2 separate regions of the Homo sapiens genome follow, and region 2 is linked to region 1. The links are chromatin loops, found by intact Hi-C in ENCODE. Cell type or tissue: dorsolateral prefrontal cortex. All regions are shown on one strand.

Region 1 (8,000 bases):
TTTAGACTGTGGCTTTATTAGCTTTAGTTACCAGTGACTTATGGTTCAGGATGGGAGTTTAAACTTATATGTTTGTTGCCAAAAAAAAAAATGATGATAACAATTCATATGCTTAAGTTTAAACAACATTTTAGGACTAGATTTTGCCACTGAAGGAAAAATAGGCTTTAAAAAAAGGGATACGGACAGTGGGGAAGGAGATTTTCCTTTTAAAAAGAGAAATTTCTGAAGATAAATAACAAAAAAAAAATGAAAGTAAAATGGGTAGACTGGGTCTCTCTCTGATAGAAGCCTCCTCAAACTCACAATTGAAAAGACAGGGTTTGAATGTAAACAACTGTTTAGACCTATGAATACTCAATAACCTAAGAAAAATGATAGAAATCTAGATTTAGGAACAAAAAATTAAACTAGTAGGGGAAGATTTGTTCTAACTATATATTCATTTTTATTACTAAATAGAGCACATACTCGAAGACTGAAGGGCCTGTACTTGGATTCTGTCACTTTCTCAGGGCCTCCCCAAGACTGGAGAGAGGCATTAACAGTAACATAGGCAAAGCTCAATTGTCTGCTGAGATAGATAAACAAAATGATATGTCAAGCAACAAGTGTATGACAATATGGAGTGCTGGGAACTGTGAATACCTGGATTACATGTTCAGAGACAACAGTCTTCACACTGTTGTGAACAGAATATTGACATTTTGATTTAGCTTGTAAACTGCCATTTTTTTTTTTTACCTCTCTTTAATGGGTAAAAGAGATCAACAAAATTTCCCCTATCAGAATAAAGGAAGAATCTACTTCAAAGAAAGAAGCCAGTCTCCTCCTCCATAGAATGCAGATGTTGTCAATTCTTATAGTTTTATGGTGTCTCAGCATCTATTCTGAACCTAGGTTTAACTTCGCATACCAGAAGAAGGGCTTAGTAACTCTTGACACAGTTTTCATTTCTCTAGCTCTTTCTGATTCTAAGTGTGGTCCATCCAGATATCTGCCTTAAGTAACCACCTCCTAGTGTCCAACTCCCCATGGGATATGCAGAGATAACCTCCTTGACTCACCTCACTGACTCCACTCTCCACTCAGTATGCAGGTATGCTACAGGGAGCATTCCCTGTCCCAGTCACCACATGTGACTCACACCCGCTTGCTCTGCATCCACCAATTAGAACTCCATGTGGGAAACTTGCTGGGGTAATGTCCTGGATCCCAGTAAAGCCTCAGGCTATAGGTCTATCTCTCTCTGTCTCTCTTGCTCCCCACCTGCTGTTTGAACACATTGCCCTGTGACCTCTCATTGGCTCCCAGAGGCATCTCTCTACTCTCATGGATCTGAGAATAATATACTTTCTGTTATGTCATGTGTTTTTGTTTTATGGCCTCCTCTTACTTGACTGACACATGCAGATTTAACTTCTTTCCCAGTCAGGGCTCTCCTAGAGAGTGGTCTGGGCGATAGAGCAAGACTTCATCTCAATAAATAAATAAATAAATAAATAAATAAAAAATAAAGAAGTACAACAAAACACATCTGGCCAACTAAAAATCATATTATTGTTTTTTAAATTCAATACTTTTGAGACCTATTTTGAACTACATATACCAGTATATGTAAGTACATATTTATTAAAGAACATAATTATGTTTATTTCAACATTTAATATATTTACTTTCATGCTACATTATTATGCATGTTATTATGTCATAATGACATAATTTATATAGTCATTTCAGATAAGTATATCTTGACCTTGTCTATTTATAGCTCTTCTTCTAGACTATGGAATTTTTTCCATACTACAAGAACTATTTCTTGTTTACGATTGTATTTCAAAGCCAAGCACAATTCTGGATTAACGTATATAGAATAATTTAAAATATTTTTTAAGTGAGGTTATTCTAAGACAGATGTTATCTATTTACAGTTTTACTTTGGGTTGTCTTGCTTTTATGTCCTGGAATGGAGGTGTCTTTCTCTCTCTTCCCCTTTCTACCTTCCCCCTCCCCCATTATCTTCTTCTCTCTACCACTGGATCATAACTGGATGAACATTTCTAGTTTCTTGCTTCAACTCTGTAGACCCACATTTGCCATCCAACAGATAATTCCAATAGCTAGACTTGGAAGAAAGTATATGGTCTGTAGTCTAATTTCTAATTTAGCCTTATAAGTGGTAATGCTGATATTTGGTTTCCATATGTCTGTTACAAATGTCTACTTTTCCATTGGCCTATGTCAAATCATGGGGTAGAAAAAAGACTGTGACTAATTATCAAACTCCAACCCCAATATCTATGGTGATGATGCTGGGTTGGAAGGTGTGCTATTGAGGATGACAATTTCAAATAAAGTTTTCCAGTTCATTAGCTTCCATTACCAAGACCTCTTGCTGACTCCTCTGCAAATTGTTCTTCCTTCCATCCTCTCCTTTCCTTCTTCACTAATCAACTAGGTGGGCGTAATTACTGATCTTAGGAATGGGGTAAAGAGTATAAGCTGTCTGAGCAATGTGTAGCACAGAACTTATGTAATGAGCAACAGGATAAATTTCTTGGATCAAGAAATGCAATTCCTGTAAAACATTTGATGTCTTTTGAAGTTGATTGCAATACTATAATAAGAAACTAGGCCCATTAAAAAAAAAAAAAAACCGTATCATGTACAGATGCCCCTTGACTTACAAAGGGGCTACATCCTGACAAACTCAATAAGCCCATTGAAGGTTTCAAATACTGTCAGTTGAAAATGCACTTAATACACCTAACCCTCCAAACATCCTAGCATAGCCCAGCCCACATTCAACATGCTCAGGACACTTACCTTATCTACAGTAAGACAAATCATCTGGCAACACAGTACACTGTGGAGTACTGGTGTTTACCCTTGTGATTATGTGGCTGCCTGGGAGCTGTGGCTCACTGCCACTGCCCAGGATCCGGAAAGAATATTGTACCACATATGGTTAGCCCAAGAAAATATCAAAGTTCAAAATGTGAAGTACAATTTCTCCTGAATGTGTATTGCTTTTGTACCATCGTTAGGTTAAAAAAAACTTAAGTCAAACCATTGTAAGTCGGGGACCGTGTGTATTCTCTAAAGTAAATACAGAGGCAACACCTCTTTATGAGTAAATTACAATAAAATAAATGTATGTCTGTATGTTTTCTCAAGCTCTGAAAGGTCTACCTCTCAATTGTCTCATCTATAAACTGGTAATCCATTTAAACCATGCTCTTCCATTTTGTTAACTAGTCAAATAAGTAACTCATCCAAAAAGAGGGTGGTACATTCATGCCTTCTGGATTACTAACTTTCCTCTGACATAAGGCATCACTTCAAATATTGGCAGGTAAGAACCAGAGAGCAGTATTTACTTTCTTGGAATTTGGTATTACAACCCCTCTGGCTTCCCCAAATAATTGCCCATATTTTGCCATCTTGACCATTCTTCCTGTAGTGTTTGAGGGCAAAGGGCAGGAGCTCCATTTACTCGTTATAGATGTGCCTAAGATTTGGTTGTTATGCCGACAAACAAATACTTCATTGTTTTCTATAGAATTTTAGGGGTCCCATTTTTAAACTGCACCACTGTATATGTCTTCTCTCCTTGAGATAAAAGTTGCAAACTAATGGTCCCTGGGCTGAATTTGACCCATGGAAAAATTAGTTTTAAAAATTAAACTCTTCATTTTGGGCTAATTATAGATTCATATTCAGTTGTAGGAAATACAACAGAGAGATCCAATGGACTCTTTATCTAGTTTCCTCCAATAATCACATCTTGCAAAGCAATTGTAGAGAATGACCACCACGATACTGACATAACTACAATCCACCAGTCTTATCTACACACATCTTTTATTGCATAATTTTACCCTATATAGTATTTTCAATCTGAATAGCAGCTAATAGTTACAAATCAAAAACTTTAAATAATGGTATAGATTTCTGATTTTGCTTTAAAAAATCCTATTTCTCAAAACTGGGACTGCATTCTATACATAAAATCAGGCTAGAAGTGAATAGCAGTTCGATTACACAACACACATTCTCCCTTTTATACTAGTACTCAGCTACTCGATTTATCTTCTTAACAGCTAACACAATTCATGTAGTTATGCTCTTATGGTTGTCTCTTCTATCACCTGTGTGGGAAGTCCCTAATTCCTATTTTAGCTTGTCCATACTCCAGTGTCCCAAACCTTGTCAGTTTATCCACCAGAGGGCACTCCAGCCCCGCCTGTGTTTAACTGTAGCCTGGAAGAACGAAGATAACATTAGGCCTCTGAAAGGTGAATAATTGGGGTCCTGAGTGAAGCAGGCCAAATATTTCTCAAAGAGAACAATGTCACCAGGTAAAAGCAAATGAAATTATACAATGCCAAATGAATAGTTTTTTTTTTAATTTTCAGTCTTGGCATTTCCCTGAGGTCCAAACATACATTCAACAACCTACGTGACATTTCCACTTGGAAATTTAACACACTGAAAATAGAACATTTATTACTTTTCTTCTACACCTGCTTCTCTTACTTTCCCCATTTCAGTAAAAAGTTATGCCATGTACCCAATCTTTCAAATCAAAGACGCGGAAATCTTCAACTCTTCCTTGATTCATCTCTTTACCTCAAATCACCCTTCTCTTCCCTACATGTAGACTTTATCTACAAATCTGATTGCTGATGCCTCCAAGGTATTTTTTAAATCTATTTATCATCAAGGCTAAGCCAACATTGTTGCTCATCTGGACTACTGCATCTGCATTTGCTTCCATTTTTACCACTAGAATCCATTCCATATGTTAGTTAGATCGCTTTCCTGAAAGCATAAATCACAACCTACAAGGCTCTGCAATTTAGTATCTGCCTACCTCTCCAGTACCATTTTATTTTATTCTGAAAATTGTTAACTCCATTTCACTCTCTCTCTATATATAATATATAATTTATATAATTATGTATATAATTATATACATATATATTTGTTTGTTTTACAAAAGCACCCTTTTTGATGTGCTGTTCTTTTTTCCTGGACATGCTTTCCTAAGTTATTAACAAAGCTCACCCCACACCCTTTTAGTTCTTAGGTGAACTATCACCTTATTTAAATATCACCTCATCACAGAGGCTTTCACTCATCATCCTGGCTAATATGGCACCCACCTCAATACCACTTCTGACTTTATGCACTCTTCTATTACTTTGTTGTATATATCATTATATTATTATATTTCTGTGTTTGCATATATAATTACTATCTATATCTTATAGCTACTATATAAGTTCCATAAGATCAGAGACTGCATATGTTTTTTCACTTCTGTATTACCCAAACTCAGAATATTTTCAAGGACATAGGCCATGTCTATTAAAATTTTTTAGAATGTATAGATGAAAAGATTAATTATAAATAATATTTGAATTTGGCAAAAATTATGAAAGCCTGATAAAAATTGTAATATTTAATTAATTTGTAAAATTAAAACATCATTATTATGAATACATATTAAGATATGTATTTAAGATAATTATCTTGAATAATAATGCACTGGAATTTCTATTTCCAGCCATGATAGAATAACAGAGCACAGATTTGGCTTCTCATGTTAAACAACTGAACCGTCAGAAAAATATATGAAAATAATGATGTTTCAAGTATCAGAGAACAATCAGTGCAGACAGTAACACCTAGGAGAGAAGAACTAATGAAATGAGCTTTAAGATTGCTGTGCATACTGCTCGGAGAATTTCCAGGCCATAGCACAACTCAAATATCACAGCTCAACTGGCTATCTGCTTAAGTTGAAGGGACAGAGTTGAACATTCTGAGAAGTCAAAGTGGTTAGAATTTGCAGGGCAGGTTACTGGAGAGAAGAGAAATGCACAGACATCCAAATGTCTGCAGATGGCTCCTGTAAAGTCTTCAGCTGAATGCTGGTCAGCACATTCACGTAAGGGAATTATCTGAAGGTAGGGGAAAAAAAATCACCAGAAAGGAATAATCAGAACAATCCCTACAGCTCACTCAGAGCCAGGAATAGTTTGTGTTTTCACTAATTCAAATGAAAAAAATAATCTTGTTAATATACAAGGCATCAAAAAGAGTGCTAAGAAATATTTCTCTTAAAGAGGAAAAATTAGCTCTGGACTAATGTGCTGGAATTTCTATTTTCTGGACTAGTGGCTACTCTGGATCCACCTAACAAAGCAAAAAGCAGGAATTGAAGTGATCAAACTGTTTTCAAATGATGTAATTGTGTCTCAGAATAAATTCTAAGTATATTTCACTGAGATGGAATATGTAGGACCTAACAAAATAAATTTCAAAATACCTAGCATCTAATAAAGAAATGAGCAGATATTCAATGAAGTAGGAAAATAAGATTCTTAATTAAGAGGAAAAAATAATGAAATGCCAAAAATGATATAATTATTAAAAAAAGAAAAACAGTTTTGATATACTCTATATATACTCAAGATGACAGATAAGCACAAACATGTTAAGGAGAGGCATGGAAGATTACTGGACTTTTGAAGATGAAAAATACAATGTCAAAGAGGAAAAAGGCATTGCATGGCATTGCCAAGAGGTTAGAAATGGAAGAAGAATACATTAGTGAACTTGAAGATATATCAATTAAACTATCCTGGATGAACTCAAGAGAGAAAAATGAGTGAAAAAAATGAACAGTATCAGTGAGCTGTGAAATATCAAATGACCTAAAATACATTCAAATCATAGAATCCCCAAAGCAGAGGAAGAGGGCAGAGAAATACATGAAAAATAATGACTTCAGTTTTTTTTTTTTGTTTTCAAATTGATGAGAACTATAAACCACAGATTCAAGAAGCTTACAAACCCCAACCTTAAGAAACATGAAAAAAACTGCAAGGGACATCATAATCACATTGCTTAAAACCAGTGATAAGAAAAAAAATCTTAAAAACAGCCACAGGAAAAAGATACATTATGTATAGGAAAATGAAGATAAGAATACAAGTCAGGATTACTGTGGCAGTACTTTTTTAAGTAAAGGAAGAAAAAAAAAGGACCTATCAAACTAGAATTCCATATTCTACAAAAATATCTTTCAAGGAAAATGAAAAAAAAAAGGCAATACAAAGGCTAACAAAATTCACCACCAGCACTGCAAAGAAATGTTAAAGGAAGTTCTTCAGGAAGATAAAAATCTCAATCTATTCAAGGAATGAAGATCAACAGATAAAGTAAGTATGCATGTGAAAATAAAATATAATTTTCCTATTTATAAGTTTCTTTGAAAGATAATTGATTTTTAAAAATAAAAATAACTGAATTTATCATATAGGTGTGTAGAAGCAAAATGGATGATAACAACAGCACAAAGACTGGGAAAAGGAAATAAAGAGTATACACTAATAAGATTTTACATTATATGTGAAGTGAGACATTACTTTAAGCTAGACAGTGACATATTAAACATGCATGTTATAAACACTAAAGCAAACAGTAAAACACAAAACGAAGAGTTAAAGCTAATTAGCCAGTCAAGAATGTAAAACAAAATTTTTAAATTAATTAATTTAAAATAAGGCAGAAAGAAGGAAAAAAAAAGAATAAAGTGTGAAAATGGAAAACAAATAGCAATATGGTTGATTTAACCTAATCATATCATTAATCAAATTAAATGGTTTTCAACATTCCCTGATTAAAAGACATAGGTTTTCAAATTGGATGTAAAAGTAGGATCCAATTATGTCCTTCTTCAAGAAATACATTTTAAAAATAAAGAAAGAAACAAATTAAAAGTAAATAATGGAAATGAATATACCAAGCTAACAATCAAAGAACAATAGAATTAATTATTTTATACCAGACAAATTATACCGGTAAAGAATATTACCAGGGATAAAGAAGATAATTTGATAATGATAAAGGTATCAGTTGATCAGGACATAATGGTTCTAAACATTTATGCTGCTAATAACAGTGCTTCAAAATACATGAAGCAAAAC
Region 2 (8,000 bases), 960 kb before region 1:
CAACTTCTGCCTCCTGGGTTCAAGCGATTCTCCTGCCTCCGCCTCCTGAGTAGCTGGGATTACAGGCGCCCCCCCACCATGCCTAGCTAATTTTTTGTATTTTTAGTAGAGACAGGGTTTCACCATGTTGGCCAGGCTGGTCTCTAACTCCTGACCTCAAATAATCTGCCCACCTCGGCCTCCCAAAGTGCTGGGATTACAGGCGTGAGCCACTGCGCCCAGCCTGCATTCCTTTTTAAAAAATACTTGGCTGATCACAGTGGCTCACCCCTGTAATCCTAGCACTTTGGGAGGCCAGGGCAGGTGGATCACCTGAGGTCAGGCGTTCAAGACCCACCTGGCCAACATGGTGAAAGCCCGTCTTTGCTAAAAACACAAAAATTAGCCGGGAGTGGTGGTGCATGCCTGTAATCCCAGCTATTCGGGAGGTTGAGGAAGGAGAATCGCTTGAACCCGGGAGGTGGAGGTTGCAGTGAGCCAAGATCGCGCCACTGCACTCCAGTCAGTGCAACGGGAGTGAGACTCCATCTCAAAAAAAAAAACTTACAAATGTTTTTCTATAGCAAAGGACATACTTCCACATCATTTTTGGCTTTGGGGTTTTCCTATACAAGGTTTAAGAGGTCACCTTTGGGAATTTGAGTTGTTTTTGGTCTGAGACATAGTATAATTATAGTCATTATTATTATTTGGATTAACATAATGCATACTTTTTTTGAGTAATGGTTAATGTTGAGTTGAGATTATTCACATCACATGTAGCTTTATCTCTCTTGTTTTTTGAGACAGAGTTTCACTCTTGTTGCCCAGGATGGAGTGCAATGGTGCGATCTCAGCTCACAACATCCTCTCCCCTCCCGGGTTCAAGTGATTCTCCTGCCTCAGCCTCCCAAGTAGCTGGGATTACAGGCATGCGCAACCATGCCTGGCTAATTTTGTATTTTTATAGAAACGGGATTTCTCCATGTTGGTCAGGCTGGTCTTGAACCTTTGACCTCAGGTGATTTGTCCCCCTCGGCCTCCCAAAGTGCTGGGATTACAGGCATGAGCCACTGTGCCTGGCCTTTTTTTTTTTTTTTTTTTTTTTTTTTTTTTTTTATGGGACAGAGTTTTGCTCTTGTTGCCCAGGCTGGAGTGCAGTGGTGCGATCTCTGCTCACTGCAACCTCCGCCTCCTGGGTTCAAGCAATTCTCCTGCCTCAGCCTACTAGCAGCTGGGATTATAGATGTGCACCACCACACCCAGCTAATTTTTTGTATTTTTAGTAGAGATGGGGTTTCATCATGTTGGCCAGGCTGGTCTCGAACTCCTGACCTCATGGTGGTCCACCTGCCTCGGCCTCCCAGAGTGCAGGGATTACAGGCATGAACCACCATGCCCGGCCGCTTTATATCTCTTAAAAATGTTCTGCTATCAAACTTTTTTTTTTTTTGAGACAGAGTCTCACTCTGTCACCAGGTTGGAGCACAGTGGCGCGATCTCGGCTTACTGCAACCTCCACCTTCCTGGTTGAAGCTATTCTCCTGCCTCAGCCTCCCGAGTAGCTGGTATTACAGGCATGCGCCACCATGCCCAGCTAATTTTTGTATTTTTAGTAGAGATGGGGTTTCACCATGTTGGCCAGGATAGTCTCGATCTCCTGACCTCGTGATTCGCCTGCCTCGACCTCCCAAAGTGCTGGGATTACAGGCGTGAGCTACCGCGCCCAGCTTTATCAAACTTATTTACAAGGATAATTGTTTTGATAAGGAGGGTACTATGAAATAGTTTTATTTCATAGCATGTATTAACCCCGGGGCCTTGACTCCTTAGAATCTTTGAATCTATGCTGTAGTGGGCCTACTTTTTCTAATTTGGAAGTTATATATTTTATTGAATATGTATGGGCTTATGGTATTCATTTGAAAAATAATTAGGTTTGCTTGTTTCTGAATTTAATTTTTTTACTAGGGGAATTTTCAAACACACCTTAAAGCAGAATAGTACAATGACTCTACATGTGTGTTACTCAGCTTTGAACAGTTAACATACAACTGAGCAGGTGTACTTCTTATATGAATTGTAGAACTATATATACTTCATAAATATCGATATGATATATGTAGTGATAGAATATAAACAAATTTAATTAAAAGATCTGTCCAGGCTGGGTGTGGTGGCTCATGCCTGTAATCCCAGCACTTTGGGAGGCCAAGGCGAATGGATCACCTGAGGTCAAGAGGTCGAGACCAGCCTGGCCAGCATGGTGAAACCCTGTCTCTACAAAAAAAAAATACAAAAAATTAGCTGGGCTTGGTGGCAGGCACCTGTAACCCCAGCTACTTGGGAGGCTGAGGCAGGAGAATCTCTTGAACCTGGGAGGCGGAGGTTGCAGTGAGCCGAAATCGTGTCATTGCACTCCAGCCTGGGCGACGAGAGTGAAACTGTCTCAAAAACAAAACAAAACAAAACAAAACAAAACAAAGATCTGTCCATACTTTATTGTGGGTACATTAATTATACTTTTTACTTATTCCATGCTAATTCTAATATTATGTTTTTTATTTATAGAATATTTTCACCAACCACACTTTGGATATAAATGTAAGGTGGCTTGCTGTACTGTATTTTAAACATGGAATTGATCGCTACTGGAGACGTGTAGCACCTCAGTAAGTTCCATCACTTCCCCTATTCCTTGAGTATAATCCTTCCCAAATTCAGGAAGGTGTAAGAATACTTGTTTATGTAAAAGGATGTGTTAGCGCTTACTTCTGCAGCACATATACTAAAATTGGAGCAATACAGAGACGATTAGCATGGTCTCTGTGCAAGGATGATGTGGAGATTTGTGAAGTGTTTGATATTTAAAAAAAATGCAAAAAAAGTGTTTACTACTGAATAAGTGTTCTATTTAGGTAATGACAAATCAACAGCTATATTATTGTTTTCTTCATGGTTTTCCATTTGAGTGTGTGTGTGTGTGTGTGTGTGTGTGTGTGTGTGTGTGCGTGTGTGCGTGTGCGTGTGATGTTGGCCCTCTGCTTGCAAGGATCATGCTGAGTCAGTCATGTTGAACAAAAGCCCTCTGTTTTAGTCGTACCCACTTAAAAGGCTGAGGCAGGAGGATTGCTTGAGCACAGGAGTTTGAGATCATCCTGGGCGACATGGAGAGACCCCATCTCAAGAAAAAAGAAAGAGAAATATAAGGTTAGGATTTGGAAGAAAAAAAAAGCCATTCAGAAGGAAATCCCAGGTCAACTCTGAACCAGCTAGGTGTTAATTTCTGAGTCTTATGCATTCTTTCTCTATGGTGGGAATGGAGTAGTATACATTTGTAATCACATTAGTATTCAGTTATAACTGCTATGTACGTGGTTAACAGATTTAGTAGTTAATTTTACATGTTATATAATCAATGCAAAATCATTGTAGACATGACCCTGGGATTTGTTTGATAGAAAATATGGTAGTGAATTTTGCTTAAGAAGTAACATAATCTGTGTTTTCCAGTAGATGGCACTATAGCTCTCTAAATTCTTAAAAGCCGTAAGACCTTTTTTCTCAGTCTGAATACTTCAAAATGCATATAAAACATGTCCTTGAATAATATTGGAAACAACAAGAATATTTTCAGGCTGCACTTGGGATACTATATTACGGTTTAAAGCAGACATGTCTTTTTCTTTTTTTTTTTTTTTTGAGACGGAGTCTCGCTCTGTTGCCCAGGCTGGAGTGCAATGGCATGATCTCGGCCTACTGCAAGCTCTGCCTCACGGGTTCAGGCCATTCTGCCTCAGCCTCCCGAGTAGCTGGGACTACAGGTGCTTGCCATCTTGCCCCGCTGATTTTTTGTGTTTTTAGTAGAGCCAGGGTTTCACTGTGTTAGCCAGGATGGTCTCGATCTCCTGACCTGGTGATCCGCCCGCCTTGGCCTCCCAAAGTGCTGGGATTGCAGGTGTGAGCCACTGTGCCCGGCCGGAGTAATTTTTTACATAGGATTAATTCATAATTTTGGAGAGAAATATGGTAAGTAGTGATGAGAAAATGTGCATTATTTGTTTATAGGCAATGGCCCAGCAGCACTTTTCTACTGCTTTGTCCAATTGAATTTTACGTGTCTGCTAAAATTCATTTTGTTTTAGTGGTTATATAAAGGATACAATTATAAATGCTTGTCTTGGCTGGGCACGGTGGCTCACACCTGTAATCCCAGCACTTTGGGAGGTCGAGGATCACCTGGGGTCAGGAGTTCGAGACCAGCCTGCCCAACATGGCGAAACCCCACCTCTTCTAAAAATACAAAAATTAGCCAGGTGTGGTGGCGGATGCCTGTAATCCCAGTTGCTGGGGAGGGTGACACAGGAGAATCACTTGAACCTGGGAGGTAGAGGTTGCCGTGAGCCAAGAACGTGCCACTGCACTCCAGCCTGGGCGACACAGTGAGACTATGTCTCAAAAGAGAGAGAGAGAGACATATATATATGTATATATATATAAACATACATATAAATATATATATAAATGATTGTTTTGAAGGGAAAGTAAATTATTAAATATTTCATGTTGTACTTTTACATAATGAATTAGAACCTAGAATTTAGCTTAAATTTAAAAAGTTATGAGATAATTTATACAATATTAGGTAGTTAAATCCCAAGCTGTCTCTTTTAGTATATATTGAAATAAAAGCTGGAAAGGAGAGGATGCTGGAGCACGAGTGGCAGTTTAGTAATTGAACTTATAAACTTAAGACTTTTTAAAAAGATGCTTGTTTCTGTACTTATCAGTTTCATTTTATATAGATCCTACTCTTAACCATTTTCACAGAATGAGAATTAACTAACAAGCTTGTTACCATTACCATATACATTGCAGTGTATCTGGGTCCTAATTAATTAAATACTGTCCAATTTCTGCTTGACATATAGTTTGAATTCATCTAATGATAACATGCATAAAATTAAAGGTGGAATGTTAATTATTATTAGAGAATTGTTAAAGATGTGAATTTTCTTCAGGTTAATGGCTTGTTTCTTTAATATGTATACAATCCCTGACTTATGGTTGTTTGATTTGATGATTTTTTTTTTACTTCACTATGATGCGAAAACAATATATATGTATTCAGTAGAAACTGTACTTCAAGTGCCCATACAACCATTCTATTTTTCACTTTCAATACAGTATTTTTCATTTTCAGTACAGTGTTCAATAAATTAACATGAGATATTTATTACTTTATTATAAAATAGGCTTTGTGTTGGATGCTTTTGCCCAGCAGTAGGCAAATGTAAGTGTTCTGAGCATGTTTGAGGTAAGTTAGGCTAAGATAATGATGTTCAGTAGGTTAGATATATTAAATAAATTTTTGACTTACAACATTTTGTATTTACTGTGGGTTTTTCAGGTGGTAACCCCATCGTAAGTCAGTATCATCTGTATTTTTTTTGCATAATCTATTTTGATAGATAGTCATTGTACACTTTTATTGTAGTTAGAGTTATGCAAACTGCTAAACCTGGCTCCTTGGCATAAAAGAAAAGTTCAATTACAAGTTTAAAGCAAAATATTGTAGGAGAACACATTATGTCAGGGGTTTGATAGTAGAAGGGAACTATTAAAGTTGGAAAGTATAGCATAGTCATAAAAGGATTAGAGAGATCATTTTTAATGACCTGAATGTTTATCTTAATCTTGTTTTCTCATTTGTTTATTAACTTTGAGTAAGTCATTAAGGTTTTAAAATACTTTCTTTGAAGTGTAATGTATAACAGACTTTAAAACAGTACACAAATGAAGGGTGTAGTTTGAATGTTTATAATGCAAAGACACCTGTGTAACTGCCAGTTGGAACTAGATAGAACACTTATAGCACTCCAGAAACTTTTACACACATGTGCATTTTATTACTATTTATAGTCACATGTGTGTTCAACTTTAGTAGATATTGTTAATTAATTTTCTAGGCTGGTTGTACGAGGTTGCACTTCCACAGCAACATACGAGTGTTTGTATTTGCTCTGCATTCTTATCAGCACTTGGTCTGATCTTTCATTTTAGTCATTCTGGTGAGCTTAGTAATTTTAGTTTGCATTTTCTTTATGAATGATGAGTACTTTTTAATGTACTTATTGGTCATTGGGATATCCTCTATTGTGAAGGGTCTGTTATTTGCACATTTAAAAAAATTGGGTTATCTTATTGATTTATGAGACTTTTATTTTGGATACGAGTCCTTTGTCAAATATACGTATTACAAATATCTTCTCCTAGGCCAGGTGCAGTGGCTCATGCCTGTAATCCCAGCACCTTGGGAGGCCGAGGCGGGCAGGTCGCCTGAGGTCAGGAGTTCGAGACCAGCCTGGCCAACATGATGACACTCCATCTCTACTAAAAATACAAAAACTAGCTGGACATGGTAGTGTAAGCCTGTACTCCCAGCTACTGAACAGGCTGAGGCAGGAGAATCTCGAACCTGGGAGGCAGAGGTTGCAGTGAGCTGAGATCATGCCACTGTACTCCAGCCTGGGCAACAGAGCGAGACTCTGACTGCAAAAAAAAAAAAAATCAACTTTGTGACTTGCCTTTCACTTTCTTCATGATGTCTTTTGATGAACAGAAGCCCTTAATTTTAATGAAGTTTAATTTAATTACCTTTCTATGATTATTTCTTTTGGTTCATAATTATATATATATATTTTTTTTTAAGAAGACAGGGTTTTGTTCTGTTGCCCAGGCTAGAGTGCAGTGATGCAATCATAGCTCAGTGTAACCTCTAACTCCTGGGCTCAAGCAGCCCTTCTGCCTCAGCCTCCTGAGTAGCTGTGACTACATGTGTGTGCCGCCAGTGGCTAATTTTTAAATTTTTTTTGTAGAGATGGGGTCTTGCTATGTTGCCCAGGCTAGTCTTGAACTCCTGACTGCAAGTGACCCTCCCACCTTGGCCTTCCAAAATGCTGGGATTTACAGGCGTGAGCCAGTGCCCCCAGCCTATTTATGAAATTTTTGCTCAACCTGTGGTCATGAAAATACTCTGTTTTCTACTGAAAGCTTTGTTTTCCTTTTCTATTTTAGGTGTATGATCTTTCTGGAATTTATTCTTGTACAAGGTGCTTATGTGAAGTAGGGACGTGTTCTTTCTCCATTGCATTATGATTGTACCCTTGTTTTTTTATTCTTTTTTTTTTTTGAGACAGGGTCTTGCTCTGTCACCCAGGCTGGAGTGCAGTGGTGCCATCATGGCTCACTGCAACCTCGACTTCTCAGGCTCCAGTGATCCTCCCACTGCAGCCTCTGGAGTAGCTGGGACCACAGGTGCGTGCCACCATGCCTGGCTAATTTTTGTATTTTTTGGTAGAGACAGGGTTTCGCCATGTTGATCAGACTGGTCTCGAACTCCTGAGCTCAAGCAGTCCAACTCTCTTGGCCTCCCAAAGTGCTGGTATTACAGTCACCACGCCCAGCTAAATTTTGTATTTTTAGTAGAGACAGGGTTTTGCCATGTTGTCCAGGCTGGTATTGAACTCCTGGCCTCAAGTGATCTTCCTGCCTCGGCCTCCCAGAGTGCAGGGATTACAGGCGTGAGCTACTGTGTCCAGCCTCACACTTTGTTTTCTGTGTGTCTTGTTATTTGTCCCCTTTTTTTTCTTTCTTGCTTTACTTTGGATTACAGTAGTTTCTTCTTATCTGCAGGTGATAGGTTCCAAGACTCCCAGTGGATGCCTGAAACTGCAGATAGTCCTGAGTCCTTTATTTAGTATGTTTTTTTTTTCAGTCTGATAACAAGATAGCTACTAGATGTCTAGTGGGCAGGTAGCATGTACAGCATGGGTGTGCTTGACAAAGGAATAATTCATGTCCCAGGCCAGACAGGGCAGGACAGCATGAGATTTCATCATGCTATTCAGGATGCTACGCTATTCAAAACCTGTGAATTTTCCATTCCATTCATTGAATCTGCTTCATTGATGGTAGATTACTGAAACCATGGAAAGTAAGGGAGGACAACTATATTCAAG

The links. Hi-C counts contacts between places; a loop is a spot of excess contacts. Peaks named below come from ENCODE experiments on the same cell type or tissue, not always from the same donor. Only the 100,000 strongest peaks of a DNase experiment are listed, where the experiment ranks them.
Region 2: a loop joins it to region 1, with 6 times the contacts of the local background. A loop is called at or near these places in 2 of 110 quality-filtered maps.

Annotation. Positions count from the first base shown.
Region 1 is chr5:63,397,410-63,405,409 of GRCh38, forward strand. No RefSeq gene overlaps it. Among named protein-coding and RNA genes, the nearest start is that of HTR1A, 560 kb to the right of the region's middle. In dorsolateral prefrontal cortex, CTCF peaks have their summits at 4,226 (motif pointing right) and 4,431; a DNase peak (open chromatin) is centred at 4,252.
Region 2 is chr5:62,440,433-62,448,432 of GRCh38, forward strand. IPO11 (importin 11) reads left to right here. Exons shown (of 30, transcript NM_016338.5): 3 at 2,551-2,651. It also overlaps the pseudogene RNU6-661P. Among named protein-coding and RNA genes, the nearest start is that of IPO11, 32 kb to the left of the region's middle. In dorsolateral prefrontal cortex, a CTCF peak has its summit at 3,498 (motif pointing right); a DNase peak (open chromatin) is centred at 3,042; H3K27ac peaks cover 959 bases.